2 separate regions of the Mus musculus genome follow, and region 1 is linked to region 2. Evidence: chromatin loops called from intact Hi-C (ENCODE). Cell type or tissue: heart. All regions are shown on one strand.

Region 1 (8,000 bases), 750 kb before region 2:
AGCCTGGTCTGTGATGTGAGTTCCAGGATAGCCAAGACTTCACAGAGAAACTCTGTCTCAAAAACAATACATTAACTAATAAATAAATAAATTAAATAAATAAACAAATAAAAGAGAGCAGGTTCTGTGCGTGGGTGGTACGTGCCTTTGGTCTCCCTGCTCAGGAATTAGAAACAGGAAGGTGATGGTTAGCGAACCTAAAACACACTGAAGTGTGCCTTCATTTCAGATCAGCAGACACCATGTGACACTATAAATGAGAGCTCCCTAAAACTGCAACTCAGCACACAGCAACACATAATTCCAGGGTGTAGACTGATCCAAGTTCATTTCTTTAATACAGTATGTAGTTTTCTTCCCACTGGAATTATGTCTTTGTTAATTCCCACATATTAATTAATACAAATGACGTTCTTGTTTCAATTTTTATGTTTTTACAAGATGAGAGCAAGACTTAATTTTTATAGGTTCATCTTAAATAACTTACCAGATTCTCATATTTGTTTGAGACATTAAATAAACTAAGGTACCGGGTATCTGGGATACATAAATAATAATTGCCAAAAAAATTACAAAATAAGGAACTTCAATCAAATTCTCTCTCTCTTGGTCTTTTGCTTTTGTTTGTTTGTTTTTGAGACAGGATTTCTCTGTATAGCCTAGCTGTCTGGAACTTACTCTGTAGATCAGGCTGTCGTCCAACTCATAGATCAGCCTGCCTCTGCTTCCCAACTGCTGGGATTAAAGGCATGCATCACTAGGTCCAGCAATTTTGCTAAAATGTGTCCCCATTGTTTCTTTGTCCTATTGCTGGGCCATCCTAATGAGCGAGGAACAACACTAACAATAGTAGACATAACTGGCTGCCTCTCGATTCTTTCTGAAATGTTTTTTAATATTTTGTTTCAGAGTAGCAGCTGCTGTTGGGTTACTTGAGTTTGAGGTTTCATATGCACATCAAAATACGTTCTGAAGACATGACAGAAGGCAATCTGTTGGGTTCAGTAGTAATGGGAGCTATGTAGCTCAAAATGCATCATACACACACATGAAACTGTCTAAGAAAAACATTGTAAAAAGAAAAAACAACCCAAAAAGGGATTCAAGTGTTAAATGTTAGAAGGTTCACCCCCTTTAAGTGTGCAGCTTGAAGAGCTTTAAGCACTCACTCACCCTTATCAAGGTCAAGAATGTCCCCATCTGGGTTCCACAGTTCTCTTCTGTGACATTCTACTGTTGTTACTCAGGTTACATCCTGAACTTGCACTTATATCCAAGTGTACAAGCACATTCCTGTAGTTCTAACACTCAGGAGCACCCAGAGTTGGAGGCTAACCTGGGCTACAGCCCAGGTCAGCCCAGGCTAGCTAGCAAGATCTTGTCTCCAAAATAAATAAATAGATAAATAGATAAATAAATTTACTTACAGCATGCCTCCACTATTAATTACCTCCTCATGGTCTGTGGGTAAAAGGGCCATATCTTCATTGTTCACCAGTGAAATTCCAGCCCCTAGCATACATAATACACATCACATAGTAGATCCTGCACTTGTTGTATTAATAGAGGAGAGATAGTGGGTGGAGGGAGGGCACAAATCAATCGTGTTCCACCTTGGTATCCACTCCATGCCTCAATTCTTTAATGATCCCAAATGCCAAGGGCTTTCCTTTCTTGGTCTCCCCATGGCTGGATTAAACCTGGCTATGAAGAGAGCTATTCCTACCCCTAACTGCATCTCCTTTGCCTAAGAAGCATATGCCTTTTGTCATACTCCTTTACTCAAGAAGTATGACAAAAACCACAAGTAAAGTAGCCATTGCCAGTAGTGGTCATAAACATAGTGTTAGAGAGAGAGAGAGAGAGAGAGAGAGAGAGAGAGAGAGAGAGAGAGAAACTAGCTGGGAGTGGCAGCCCACCCCTTTAGTCTCAGCATTTGGGAGGCAGAGGCAAGAGGAGGCCAGCCTGGCCTACAAAGTAAGGTCCAAGACACCCAGGGATACATACAAAAAGACCATGTCTAAACCAATAAAAATTAAAACTTTTTTTTTAAAGCATCCTTGGAGAAATGGCTCAGTGGATAAGAACATTTGCTCTTGCAGATAATCAGGGGTCAGTTCCCAGCACCCACAGGGTAGCTCACTAGGAAGCAAGAGAATCAGATTCAAAGGTGGGGAGCTTAATAACCCTATGGAGGATCAGTGCTGAGGGAAAGACAGAGCAGACTGACCCTAGAGATCAGTGACTGGTCAAAGTCTGAAGAAGGGAACACGGGAAAACACTAGGAATTCAAGAAACATGTGTGTGTGTGTGTGTGTGTGTGTGTGTGTTCCTCTATCCTCTTAGTGAACCTGGAGTTTGTCATCTTGGCTATGCTGTCTGGCCAGGGAGCCATATCTGTCTCTAGCAAAACCACCCTACCCCCAGCATGGGTTAGACCAGTATCTAATGTTATGTGAGTGCTGAAAACCCTAATTCCGGTCATAGTTCAAGTGGGGCAATCATTTTATCCACTAAGCCATCTCTCCTCAGCTGAAAGCCATGTATTTTCCAGGGAGCTTGGCCAGCAAGTCAGATAAGGACTGACCATCTTCTGCCAGTCTGGAAGTAGATTCTCTCTCTCTGATTCTCTCTCTCTCTCCTTTCTATCTGGGGACCATCATCTGCAGAAACTTCTACCCCCCCCCCCCAAAAAAAAAAAAAAAAAAAAGAACAAAACCAAAAACCCACCAGCTTTATTTTGGAGGACAAATCTCATTCTCAGTTCCTCCCAGGTGCAGCCCGATCTACCTCCCACTGGCCAGTTAAGATGCAGTCACAGTTTCACAATACTTGCTTACTTGCTCGATAAAAAAAAAAAAGAAAGGAAGAAAGAAAGAAAGAAAGAAAGAAAGAGAGTAAGAAAGAAAGAAAGTGGATGATGGGCTGTCATACGCAGAAATGGCCATCTTTTTCCAAAAGCACAAATAAATAAGATCCTGGTATGCTCTAAACAACAAACACAAGCACAGAGGCATAAGGCCTTCGTCTTACATTTCTGTATGCTTTGGCAAATGTAGGTAAATCAGACAGATGTAAATAAGCCATCACCACATTATGTAAACACCAAACCACAGATTCAAGTTCTACAAGTCTAAATTCTTGAAGTTGTCAAAGGGACTATGACATTGTCACTGAAAAGCTTGCCTTCGGGAACCTGGATTGCCTAAAAAAAAAAAACAACTCGAATTTTCTTGGAGAAAGCGGTGATGGAATGGATGTGTTAGAGGCAGGCAAGCGTGCTGGTGGAAAATTGGTTAAAATGAGGCTAAAGAGCTTAGAAAACATTTCGGAACGTACAAGCTGGCCTTAGGGACTTCCCTCACCAGAAAGAGCCTCTTTTGCTATCTTTCGGAAGGCGGAAAGGTGTTTCTATGAAGTTACAAAGCCACAATCCAGGCTGTTTTGCAAGCTCTGCGGCTTTTGCTTTCAAGTATCTGCATAAGTTCTTTCCTGTTCTATGCTAGCCTGGACTTCACCACCGCGCTCTCTGGCTGATTCACAAAAGAGGCTCTAGATTGCCCAGTCATTCTTTGATATTTATGGGGATGTCAAAGGAACTTGGGTCCTTGTTTCCTTCGGGGTTGGAGAGCCCCTGCCACCCTCTACTGCAAACCAAACCAGAGAGGACAGGAAATGCGAGCAGCGCAACGCCAAGTGTAACTGAAGGCTCTAGGGACCCTGAGTGACGCGCAAGAAAGCGGACGTGGAAACCCGGGTGCTACCACCAGCCCAGAATCCAGGGCTGACCCTCTGACACGGTGAGACTAGGGCTACGCGGGGCTGCTTTTCAGGTCCGCCTCTGAAAACTGTGTGCATTAGAGTCCTAGAACAAGCACAGATCTATTCTGCAATCTGAATGAGGTGGAAATCCTATAATCACTCAGAGACATTTCCCGCGGACACAAGATTGGAGTAAGCAAGGGCCAAGCTACGCAACTGGCTTAGATGCCAGAGACTACAATTCCCAGCATTCATGAGATTAGTGCGTTGCATGCCGGAAACTGTAGTTTCTCACCACCATCCAAACGCATTCCGGATATTCAACCCCTCACAAATTTCTCTTTTGCGAAAAGAAACGCCCAAAAGAAAGGTGACGGCGAACGTAGCGCTGAAAGGACTCGTAACGTGACCCGCGTCGTAGACGAGAAAAGGGTAAAGGACGCATTGTCTTGGCTACCGTTTCCCCTAGTCACGGACTAAACGTTCGCTAGAAGCCGGAAGTGGTTCCCCGGGACCTCTAGGAATGGACAGACGTGCTATGCGCCTACGTTCATTGGACGGTTTTCCTCAGGGACCAAGGCTTCCCAGGCCAAAGGGTGGCCCGGTGTGTGAGGGCCCGCGGAGCCATCTGATTGGAGGAAAGCCGCTGGACAAGCCCAATCGCAAGGAGCCACGCTTCGGGCATCGGGCACCGCACCTGGACAGTTCCGATTGGCGGGCTGCGGTCCCCCCCCATGCGTCTCCATTGGGTGCAGAGAGTGCGTGGTGAGGCACGATTGGTGAGTTCGTGTTTCCCGTCCCCCGCCCGCAAGCAGTGGGGTGAAAAGCGGCCCGACCTGCGCGCGGCTTAGTGGGCGGACCGCGCTGCTGGAGGTGTGAGGAGCTTAGACTCGGGATTGGGGGGGTGGAGGCGGCTCCTGAGACCGAAAAGGACTTGCGACTCGCCGGCCACGCACCATGAGGGTCCTGTGGGTGTTGGGCCTCTGCTGTGTCCTGCTGACCTTCGGTGAGTGACCGGGCGGCAGTGGGCGCCCTCCCCTTCCTGTGTGGCCGCTTCTCGAACGTTCTTGGGGCGTTGAACCTGGGTTGGGGACGCCGGGTGGCCTACAGGGGTTTCAGGGACCATCTCGTTCCCTCGAAGGAGACTTGGGTGATGATGCTTTCCCTGAGGCCTCTGGGAAAAGGCGACTTGGAGACCGGGCATTTAAATAAATACCCTGCGGATGGTGCTAGAGCGCTCCCCGAAGTCTCGCTGACGGGGCGCGGTCTCTCGGACTCTACTCCCGGGGGAAGCCTTCCTGGAACCCCTCCCTAAGGACTTTTGTGATCAGGTCCGACCTTTGGCCACCAGAGCCTGAGGACCCCCAGCCCCTGCCCTCTACTCCCGGAGCGCGTTTCTGTTTTCTAACGCCCGACTCGCGAGCGTGGGCCCTCGGGCCAGCGTCGTGGCGGTGGCCCAATATCTGATTCCGATGTGCTTCAAGAGCTGTCCTTGACATGTCTTCCCCTTTGGGCCGGATTTCAGTTCCCCTCAACAGAAGTTGCACAAACCCTGTTTGCATTCTGACCTGTGATAACTAAGTGAGGCCCAAGTTTTGGCTTGGCCAGTGTAGAGACCTCCTCTCAGCTGTGCGCAACACGTGTGGGTGTAGACGGGGGCCTCTCTCACTGCCTAGGATAGACACACGTGATGGCTGCCTGGCCTTCCAGAGTCAACGGGGGTCTTGAGCATTCATATTTAAACTTTAGCGTGCAAACTTACCTTGACATTGGTTATTGACGTCAGTACATAATTCTTCCATCTCAACAGCTTGTATTTACTTACTGAATTGTGTTAACTCTTGCCCCCGTTGATATGGCTTTTTATGCGAAGGAGAGGAAGCAATAGTGTGGAGAGTTGTAACCTTTCTCCCCAGGGTTCGTCAGAGCTGATGATGAAGTCGACGTGGATGGCACAGTGGAAGAGGACCTGGGTAAAAGCCGAGAAGGCTCAAGGACAGATGATGAAGTTGTGCAGAGGTCGGTGCATTTGAAGCTATGTTGATAAGCTCTGCAAGTTAGTGGGGCAGAGTGGCTGTTGGTGTTTCTCCATTCAGATTACAAGGTCCAGTGCCCAAAATGTTGCTAATGATACAAAATAACCAGAGAAGATCTTAGGAGTGCCCATTTATCTGCAGGCAAAAGCTCCTAGCAGTCTGCTCCTGGGAGTGACTGCTGATTCAGGAAGGAAAGTGCTAGGGATAAGCCTCAGCATCTAAAACCAGAAAACCAGTGGTGATGTAGCCCACTCAGCTTGTGCTTCCAACTTTCTAAGACCTGACAGGACACTTGATTGGTTTTGTCTGTGTGAAGTTAGTACTATGAAAAATAGAACTTTTATGCCTTTAACTTTTAAGAAAAGGGCTTTTCAATCGGTGAGGTATATTTTCAATTTTGGCCTTCTAGGAATTAGTGACGGTACTAAAGTGTTCACTGTGCAAGCGTACACAAGTCATGACTTGCTTTTCAGTAGAGGGAAGCCAGATGTATTTTTCTGGGAATTTTAGGAACTATTTCCAGCCGAGCATTAAGCACAGCCCATTCTGTGATGAGAGTGAGCTGGTATGTGAGTGCTCTTTTAACAAGAAGGTCTGCAGAGGCCAGTCTGTGTCCTGACTAGAGACTGAGAAAAATGAAGCTGAGTATTTGCTTATCTAATTTGATTTCCTTAGAGAGGAAGAAGCTATTCAGTTGGATGGGTTAAACGCATCACAGATAAGAGAACTTAGAGAAAAATCTGAAAAGTTCGCCTTCCAAGCTGAAGTGAACAGGATGATGAAACTTATCATCAATTCTTTGTATAAAAATAAAGAGGTAAGTGTTACATGGTTGGGACAGCAGTTTGGATCCTTCCATTAGAAATTAGGAATTAAATTCGGAATGAGAATTCTTATTGGTCCATATTGGGGCAGGAAGGGAGTGGACATTGTCCTGGTCTTTCGTGTCAGCTCAGAATAAGGTCATGACCTACCGACGGATGAAGTCACACAACTGTACCCCTGAGGGAGGGTGGGAGAGGTATTCCTGTTCCCACCACTTCAGATATCCCTTGTAGTTGTCACATAGTGTTATAGAGCCACACCTCCTTTTTTATGAAGAGAGTAAAGCCATCTCTTGCACCATAAAAGGCTTGGTTCCTTGAAGAGTGTCTTCACGATTCCGAGGAGAACTGAGAGGAGTGGATAAGAACCAACATCTTACCATGCTTAGGGGTCAATCGCAACTCATTAAATCTGGCTTCTTTTTAGATTTTCCTGAGAGAACTGATTTCAAATGCTTCTGATGCTTTAGACAAGATAAGGCTCATCTCCCTAACTGATGAAAATGCACTCGCTGGAAATGAGGAGTTAACGGTCAAGATTAAGGTAAGCTTAAAATAACTTTCCTTTTTAAAACGAATCCTGGGAACCCAGGCACTCCGCAGTAGGTCATTCTGGTGTGAACAGTAACTTCCTAGTCACAGTGGGTTAGCATGGAAGTGTGCAGACTGCCTTGAGTCAAACTGACTTTGCTTGTTTTCATTAGGGTTATTAGTGAACAGCTGTACCTAGTTTTATAGTACAAATTCTTTTGTCTAGAGTGGCAGTAATTACTGATAGGGCCTTATGGCTCCTAAAGCCAAAAATAGATACTACCTAGCCCTTTAGGAAAAGGTAGCCAAGACCTCAGCTTAAATCGTTCCACAGGCTGACTGAGCAGCCATCTGGAGTGTCTCTGGTTGCCATGGTGCAAAGGGTCGCACACCAATTAAAGGCTCAGCCTGAAAGTCACACTCAACTTCCACTTGCACCTTCACTGGGCAGAAATAATCATGTGGCCTGTAAATGGATGCACAGTCCTACCAGGTTCTTGAAGACAGCTAGGACTATTTAGTGAAGAACATTAATAATCACAGATCCCAAAATCCCTTTTAATTTCTGTGAAATAAGAGGTTTCCTAAGGTTTATCTTCAAAAGTATGTTATTTGGGTTAGTGTCTGTTCTTTGACATTTATACCAGGTTTTGTTTTGTTTTTTTTTTTTTTTTTTTTTTTTTACTTATGCTGGATTTATATAAAAATACAAAAAACATGCTTTTTAGGTATGGTTTTGAAAAATGCCATAACATAGACTGTAGGGTAGTGCATCACTATCTAAAGTTGATGTGGTCCAAGCTGGTTTCTATATTTCTTTATATGGAACCTGGCTTTTGGCATCATG
Region 2 (8,000 bases):
AAGGCTGTAGCCAGGAGAGATTGTCTCATAGGCAGCCAGGAGGATGGTCTCAAAGCCCACCCCCACAGTGACACACTTCCTCCAACAAGGCCACACCTCTTAATAGTGCCACTTCCTGGGCCAAGCATATTCAAACCACAACAGGGATGGAAGTAAAAAATGACATTGAAGTTATCCTCTGGCCTCCACACATATTATATACATACACACACACACATACATATATATACACACATATGTATATGTATACGTTTGTATGTATATATGTATATGTGTATATATATATATATCTTTTATGAATATGTAGAAAATGAAAGACATAGTCAGGCAAGGCTAGTACTTAAATGAGAGAAAACAGAAAGTGTTTTGTTTTGTTCCAGTATCCAAATATATATAATTACGGATACTTTTAAAAATTAATTACCTTACATCTTTTTTTCTACATTGTAGCAAAACTGCAGCAAGGATTTCCTCTTCCCAACCCCTACAATATCTCATTCATCAATTCGGATATTGAAGTTCTTGAGGTAAGACTCGGAATCTCTTCTTCACTATTTATTTTCACAGTAGAGAAAGCTTCCTGTTTTGTTTATTACCTATTTTTTAAAAAGATTTCTTTATCTTATTTCATATGGATATGTGTGTACATGAGTCTATGGATTTATGCCACACTTATACTGGTTCCACATCAGATCTCCTGGAACGGAAGTTACAGGCAATCATGAGGCACACAATGTAGGTGCTGGAAACCACACCCAGGTCCTCTGTAAGGACAGTGAGTTCTCTTACCACGAAGTCTTCTCCTTTCCCTCATTGTGCTTTATTCTGCTTACCATGGAGTTTTACCAGCCATGGAATTTCATAAACAAAACACCCAGCTGTTAAAATTTATAAATAACAATGAAAAATGTAAGAGTCAGGCTAAGTCTAGCTTCACTCTGAGGGTTACATTTAATCACCCCTCAGTATAAGGAAAGCAAGTTTTAAAATGCTTTATTTCACCAGATATGAATCTCATTTTATGAGTGAAGAAAGTAGACCCAAGTAAGTGTAGTGTCTTGTGTAGAAAGGAAAATGGGTGATATATTAGTCATTTCTCTTGTTGCAGTGACTAAATGCCGGACAAAATACAACGTAGAATAGGAGAGAAAGGTTTTTTTTTTTTTTTTTTTTTTTGGTTTTGTTGGAGTTTTAGGTTTGTTGTTGTTTGTGTTGGTTTTTTGTTTTGTTTTGTTTTGTTTTGTTTTTGTGGTTTTGCTTTTGGCTTATAGCTCAAAAGGATACAGTCCACCACAGCAGGGAAAAGTGTGGCAAGAGAAACATCAGATACCTGGTTCCATTTCCTAGAAGTCAGGGAGCAGTGTACAGGAAATAGACCAAGCCATAAAACCTGAAGACATGCCCCACTGACCCACTTCCTTCAGCAAGATTTCATCTCCTAGGCTCCACAACTTTCCAAAGTAGTGTCACGTGCTGGTGGCCAAGTTTCTAAACACATGAGGCTGAGGAATATTTTGCATTGAAACCATGAGAGCTAAGTACTTTATTGGTTCTTTGATACTTTCAGCCAAAGGAACTTCAGGGCGTTCCCCTGAAGACAATCCTTAGGATGCGACCGATTGAAGGCTACTTTCTGGGAGATTCTAACTAACTACATAGCACTGCTGCCTCTTCTCTGTGTTTTGTTTTTTTGTAGTTTGGGAAAGTAGAAATATATTTCTACTTTCAGAAAGCATCTCCCACCTGCACACTAGTGGACACTTCCTCATAGCTCCCAGACTCCCTCTTTTTCACTCCCCACTACCAATGTCATATCTAGGGACAGTAATCCAGAATGGCCACTTCTTGCATCAGTGGCCCTCACATAGGGATTGAGAAAAGTTTGATGCTTTCAGGCCTGGCAAAGAAACTTTCCTCTCTCATGCAAACCCAGATATGGCCTTAATTTAAAATTGTCTTTATTCTGCCTTCCTCTCAGGGTTACCTTCTGGTTTCTAGTGACCTGGCATATGACACATCCTCAAAGCCACAGCCAAATCTGAACAGCTGGGGGGATCTGAACCTAGTACATAGACCATGGAGAGAACAGCCAACCCATTGATGGCCCGCTCACAATACACCCCAGGAAGTAAACAGCCTTCAGTCCCCCAGAAACCAGAAACCTGGAAGATGAAGACCGTGCATCCTGGATATTAAAGCCCTTGTGGAAAAGGTCTCCTTCTGGAGCCCTGAGAGACCTAGAGTAAGGTCGACAGTTAAAATGATGAACAGGAACAAGGTAGTGGGAGTGGGGTCTGTGTATGTGAGCATGTGTAAGCACATTGTGTGCCTGTGTTTAGCCTTTGTGGGAAAGAGTAAGGCATGTGGATCCGACCAGGTGGTAAGGTTGTAAGGAACTTGTCTGTATTTGCATTGGTAGGTGTGTGTGTGTGTGTGTATGTGTGTCTGTGTGTGCCTCTGTGTGTGGTGTGTATCTGTGTGTGTGTGTGTCTGTGTCTGTGTGTGTGTCTGTGTGTCTGTGTGTGTCTCTGTGTCTGTGTTTGTGTCTGTGTCTGTGTGTGTGCCTCTGTGTCTGTGTGCCTCTGTGTGTGTATGTATGTGTGTGTGTGTGTGTGTGCCTCTGTGTGTGTGTCTGTGTGTATCTGTGTGTGTGTGTGTGTGTAAGACTATGTCTGCTCTTTAGAGACTTTCTACTTTTATTGGACTTTATGTTTTATGTTTACTATTACTGTCCTGTGCTTAATTAAAATTGTTTTCTAACGATGTCAGAATCTATGTGTGAAAGCTCCTGTCCTGAATTTATTTTAATAAAATATGACAGAAAAATGGAAAAGACTTAATTTTTTTAAAACTTCGGCAAAGACTGAAGTTCTACAAACACCAATACTAAAAGGGAGCCGAGAGCCCCTTAAATCTTTCCTATGGTTGTCCTGTGTCATTTGTTTATGTTTGTGGATGTGTCCTTTCAGTGATTGGATGAAATGAGGGCTGGAGAGATGGCTCAGCAGTTTAGAACATTGACTGCTCTTCCAGAGGTCCTGAGTTCAATAACCAGCCACCACACGGTAGCTCACAACCATCTGTAATGGGATCTGAGGCCCTCTTCTGGTGTGTCTGAGGACAGCTACAGTGTACTCACATAAATAAAATAAATAAATCTTTTTTTAAAAAGATTGACTGAAATGGTAGTGCAGCTTATTAAACCTAGGCAGTTCACAGTTGACATTAGTGTCATTAATCAGCAGGGTGAGACTGGACAGGGGAGCAGGAGAGTGGGACAGCCAGGGTGGATATGTAAAAATGAACAGAAACCACACCCTTTGCTTAACTCCTTAGGTTACTGGGGGATAGAAGAGGGCTGTATAAGTACTTAACATCCTGGTCTAGTTACTCCTCCAGTTTCATGTCTGTGACCTTCAGAGCCACTATGAATAATTATGATCCCATTTCATAGAAGTGAAAACAGAGGAATGTATCACACAAAGGTGGTAATGGCATAGGCGGAACCTGAACCCAAGTCTTCCTGATTGCTATGGTGGTGTTTTTCACAGGGTAGGACTATCCTGCAAATCACTGCCAGCTTTCTTATCCCAAGAGCAAGAGTCAATTAAGTTTAAAGGTACAGACACAGGACACAGTCCAAACAAAGCTATGGAACACAGTGATCCCTGAAAGAGGGATTTATCCATCTTTGTAGGGAATTGCTGGCCAGAGCAGATTTCCTTCACAAGCATTTGTAGAAATAAATGATACAGTGTTGTGATATGCTTCTTTTGGATGCTCATTTTGTAATGGAGTGTTTGTTGTACATCTTCAATCTCATTCTGATACATTGCAAACGTCATTAGTATTTTATCTTGCTCAGCTGTTTCACTAATGTTCATGGGGCATGAACTCCAAACTGTATGTTCTATATAGCAGTTGACCTGATCCAGGGTGAAGAGGTTTCAGGAGCAGCTCAAAAACATTCTTAAAGCAGTATGTCTTCAATAGCAGCAGTCAGGAGACATTGGCAAGGGTATCTGTGAGAGTTCGAAGCCAACCCGGATACATAGGCTCACCAAGGCTAAGTATCGAGATCTTACTTTAAAAAAGGGGGGGGGGTGAAGGGAGGGAGGGAGAGAGAAAGGGGGAGGGGGGAAGAAAGGAAAAAGAGAGAGAAAGAAAGAAAGAAAGAAAGAAAGAAAGAAAGAGGGGAAGAAAGAAAGATAGAGGGAAAGAAAGAAAGAGGGGAAGAAAGAAAGAGGGGGAGAAAGAAAGAAAGAAAGAAAGAAAGAGGGAAAGAAAGAAAGAGGAAAAGAAAGAAAAGGAAAGAAAGAAAGAAAAAAGGAAGGAAGGAAGGAAGAAAGACAGACAGACAGACAGACAGAAAGAAAGAAAGAAAGAAAGAAAGAAAGAGGGAAAGAAAGAAAGAGGGGAAGAAAGAAAGAAAGAAAGAAAGAAAGAAAGAGGAAAAGAAAGGAAGAAGGAAAGAAAGGAAGGAAAGGAAGGAAGGAAGAAAGAAGAAAGAAAGAAAGAAAGAAAGAAAGAAAGGAAGAAAGGAAGGAAGAGAGAGAGAGAGAAAGAAAGAAAGAGGGAGAGAAAGAAAGAGGGGGGGGAAGTGCAAGTGAAGACTAGCGCTGTAATTCATTGTAACGAGATGATCAGGACTCGCGCGAAGAGTTTTGAGCCTCGGCGCTTGCCATCTTCCCTCCTGGAGCGGAGCTGGTCGCGCCTGCGCCCTGAGAGGCGGCGCTGCGTGGAGCGGGTGGACTGCGGGGTGGTTTCTCTTTCTAAGCGTAGCCAGGAGCTATCGCTGGCCTCGCCGCCACCATGAGTCGTAACTACAACGATGAGCTACAGTTCTTGGACAAGATCAATAAAAACTGCTGGAGGATCAAGAAGGGCTTTGTGCCCAACATGCAGGTGAGTTGGGGCAGCGGCCTTGGGAGCTGCAGGCCGCGACTCCGCCGCGAACCGGCGGCCTCCGCCCAGCGCAGGGCTGCGGGGTTCCAGGTCTCCCTCCTCTGCAGACTGCACGCGCCAGGTCCACACACACGAGGACAGACGGACGCAGCGTGGGGGCTCACGCGTGTTTTCCCCACGCACCATCAGACACGGTGTTCCTGGTCTTCCGAGATTTCTGTGGACTTTCCCAAGTTGGCACCGCCAGCCAGGAACTCTGTTTCTCTTGAGTCCTGATATTTAGTTAACGTTTACAGATGGCATTCTCCAAACTTAACTGGGTTTTAACGTAACGACAATCGGCATGATTCGAGCTTTTAATATGCTCTTGGCGGAGGACCCCCGAGTTGGTGGGTAACTTATCTGTACCCATCTAGGAAGACAACCCTGAATTCGTATCGAGTCCACTTCTCTCAGCCTGAATGATGTGTTTCAGCTGAAGGCTTGGGAGCCAGAGACCAGGATCTGAAACCCTGGGCCTGCTGTCGCCACCGCCGTGTGTACTCGAAAGTTCCGATAAACGTTGAGGAAGAAAACACTTGTGAGGTTTTGGCACATGTGTTAAGTGACACCGTCTCATAAATGCCATGAGAATGCAATAAAGATTTGCAGTCCTTTGTCTTAGTAAAAAGTTTCTGATAGGCTTCGCTTGGTGGCTCGGGCCTATAATCCCTGGAGGCTGGGAAATGGAAGATCCATTCAGGACTGGTTACACAGAGAAGCCTTGCACCACTTTGCAAGGTATACTAGGGAGAAAAAGTCCACAGCAGTGAAACAGTATTTTCCTTTGTTGTGTGGAAGAAGGGAAGGCTGGTTGGTAGAGTCTTGCTAATTTATTAAGTGACACATGAAAATTGTACATTATATCCGTGTGTGTGTGTGTGTGTATAATATATATACGCATATATTATATACATATATATTATACACACATACATATTATATATATATATATATATGATGCTTTTTATAATGCGTAAGTTATATAATAGCAAAATCATGATAGACATATCGCCTCAGAAATTTGTGAGCAGTTTTTCCGTTTTGAAGATCGTTGATTAGATTTTACGGGTTGGACATTTCCAGTTTAAACCCAGATCTAAAATGCTCTAAGATCCTTTTAGATTGTGACTGGAAGTTTTCCTCTTAAAAGACGCAACGTGGCAGCTTCATGCAGAATGAAGCACTTTGTGTGGTATAGACGTTCATGCAGAATGAAGCACTATGTGTGGTATAGACGTTCATGCAGAATGAAGCGCTATGTGTGGTATAGACGTTCATGCAGAATGAAGCGCTATGTGTGGTATAGACGTTCATGCAGAATGAAGCGCTATGTGTGGTATAGACGTTCATGCAGAATGAAGCGCTATGTGTGGTATAGACGTTTATGCAGAATGAAGCGCTATGTGTGGTATAGACGTTCATGCAGAATGAAGCGCTATGTGTGGTATAGACGTTCATGCAGAATGAAGCACTTTGTGTGGTATAGACGTTCATGCAGAATGAAGCGCTATGTGTGGTATAGACGTTCATGCAGAATGAAGCGCTATGTGTGGTATAGACGTTCATGCAGAATGAAGCGCTATGTGTGGTATAGACGTTCATGCAGAATGAAGCGCTATGTGTGGTATAGACGTTCATGCAGAATGAAGCGCTATGTGTGGTATAGACGTTCATGCAGAATGAAGCGCTATGTGCAGTGTATACGTTCTGCCCACTGGGCGTGTACTTGAGAAACTTGGGTTCAGACAACGCATTTTGCTTTTCTTTTGTATCAGGTTGAAGGAGTGTTTTATGTGAATGATGCTCTGGAAAAACTAATGTTTGAGGAATTAAGGAACGCCTGTCGAGGTGGTGGTAAGTACACTAGAGGTAGAGCTTTCCCTGTTCCCTGAATCAAGAGGAACTCAACCAGTGTGAGACATTTTTAAGGAGTGATCTAGACTTGAATCAAAGCACCTATATATTTGTGATCACATGTTGGGGCACACTGCTGTGTAAAGGTTTGGAGCTCAGGGCTTGTTCTCAGATAACTGCACACTCTAATAGCACACACTGCTGTCCATCCTGCACTCACTGCGTGTCATTAGATCTCTATACTGATTGTTCATGTCATGTTTGAAATAACTAAAAAGGGAGATATTGTCTGTCTCTTGTAGAATTCCAAAATGCAGTGAGTGTAAGTGACTTTTAGCTTGTCCTTGGTCACAGCTTCATAGTGACAGAGCCAGAATTCAAATCTCAAAGTGCCTAATTATTCAAACCAGTACTTTTTTCTTTTTTGGGGGGGTGGGGCACTTCTCAGATACATTTATTAATGCCACACTGTAAAGGGTTCTTAGGTAAGTCTACAGCAATGTTCCATGTTCCCATCTAACACAGCCTGCTTAGGTTTAGCTGGGTTAGCACCGTTCATCTTGAGTGGAATCAGAAGTAGTGATGGCCCAGGGCAGCTGCAGGACTGGAGCCTTCCAGCACTTTACTTCTTTTATCAGCACTCCTGATTGAATAAGGGATGAAGGTCACTGACCCCATTTCTACCCAGATTTCCTGGTAAACCTGGGTACAGGAGGGTTTCATGGGGACCCACACAGTCTTAACAAGCCCTTGAAGCATCTCAGTAAGAGCAAGGCTATAGGCCACACCAGGTTCCACAGCTACTGGGCAAAAAGCAAAACCAGTAGTCTTAGCTGGTTACTAGCTTTAGTGAGCATTAATTCACATGGCTGCAGGGCGGCTTAGAGATAAAGGTGTAATGCCCTAAAGTGATACTCTAAACTGGCAGTGGGATAGAATCTTTTAGCCCTTTTCTTTTTTTTTTTTTTTTTTTAGATTAGCAAAATAAATCCTTTCTTCCTTGCTTGACTAAGTTCACTTGTGTTAAATGGCACTGCTGAAGGCTTTGGCTGTGGCCCAGTGAGTAAAGTGCCGGCTGTGTAAACATGAAGAGCTGAGGTGGGAGCCCTGGCACCTGGGTAAAAGCCAGGTTCAAGGATCCCTCTGTGATCTCAGCCCTGGGTGGGGAGGGAGACAAGGCAGATCTCCAGAGCTTGCTG

What was found. Peaks named below come from ENCODE experiments on the same cell type or tissue, not always from the same donor. Only the 100,000 strongest peaks of a DNase experiment are listed, where the experiment ranks them.
Region 1: a loop joins it to region 2, with 3 times the contacts of the local background. A loop is called at or near these places in 9 of 42 quality-filtered maps.

The regions. Positions count from the first base shown.
Region 1 is chr10:86,702,075-86,710,074 of GRCm38, reverse strand. It overlaps Hsp90b1 (heat shock protein 90, beta (Grp94), member 1), which reads left to right and starts at 4,631. Exons shown (of 18, transcript NM_011631.1): 1 at 4,631-4,768; 2 at 5,679-5,781; 3 at 6,474-6,615; 4 at 7,050-7,166. The coding sequence starts at 4,720. It overlaps Ttc41 (tetratricopeptide repeat domain 41), which reads right to left and starts at 4,264. Exons shown (of 16, transcript NM_001003910.2): 1 at 4,058-4,264. In heart, no CTCF peak of the experiment used is centred here; DNase peaks (open chromatin) are centred at 3,734 and 4,364; H3K4me3 peaks cover 4,626 bases; H3K27ac peaks cover 3,176 bases.
Region 2 is chr10:85,954,520-85,962,519 of GRCm38, reverse strand. Rtcb (RNA 2',3'-cyclic phosphate and 5'-OH ligase) reads left to right here and starts at 4,727. Exons shown (of 12, transcript NM_145422.4): 1 at 4,727-4,905; 2 at 6,723-6,801. The coding sequence starts at 4,813. It overlaps Gm48175, which reads right to left and starts at 7,615. Exons shown (of 1, transcript XM_030245432.1): 1 at 7,234-7,615. The coding sequence starts at 7,560. The coding sequence ends at 7,372. It overlaps Bpifc (BPI fold containing family C), which reads left to right. Exons shown (of 16, transcript NM_177772.4): 15 at 451-527; 16 at 1,979-2,829. The coding sequence ends at 2,101. In heart, no CTCF peak of the experiment used is centred here; a DNase peak (open chromatin) is centred at 4,699; H3K4me3 peaks cover 1,569 bases; H3K27ac peaks cover 1,606 bases.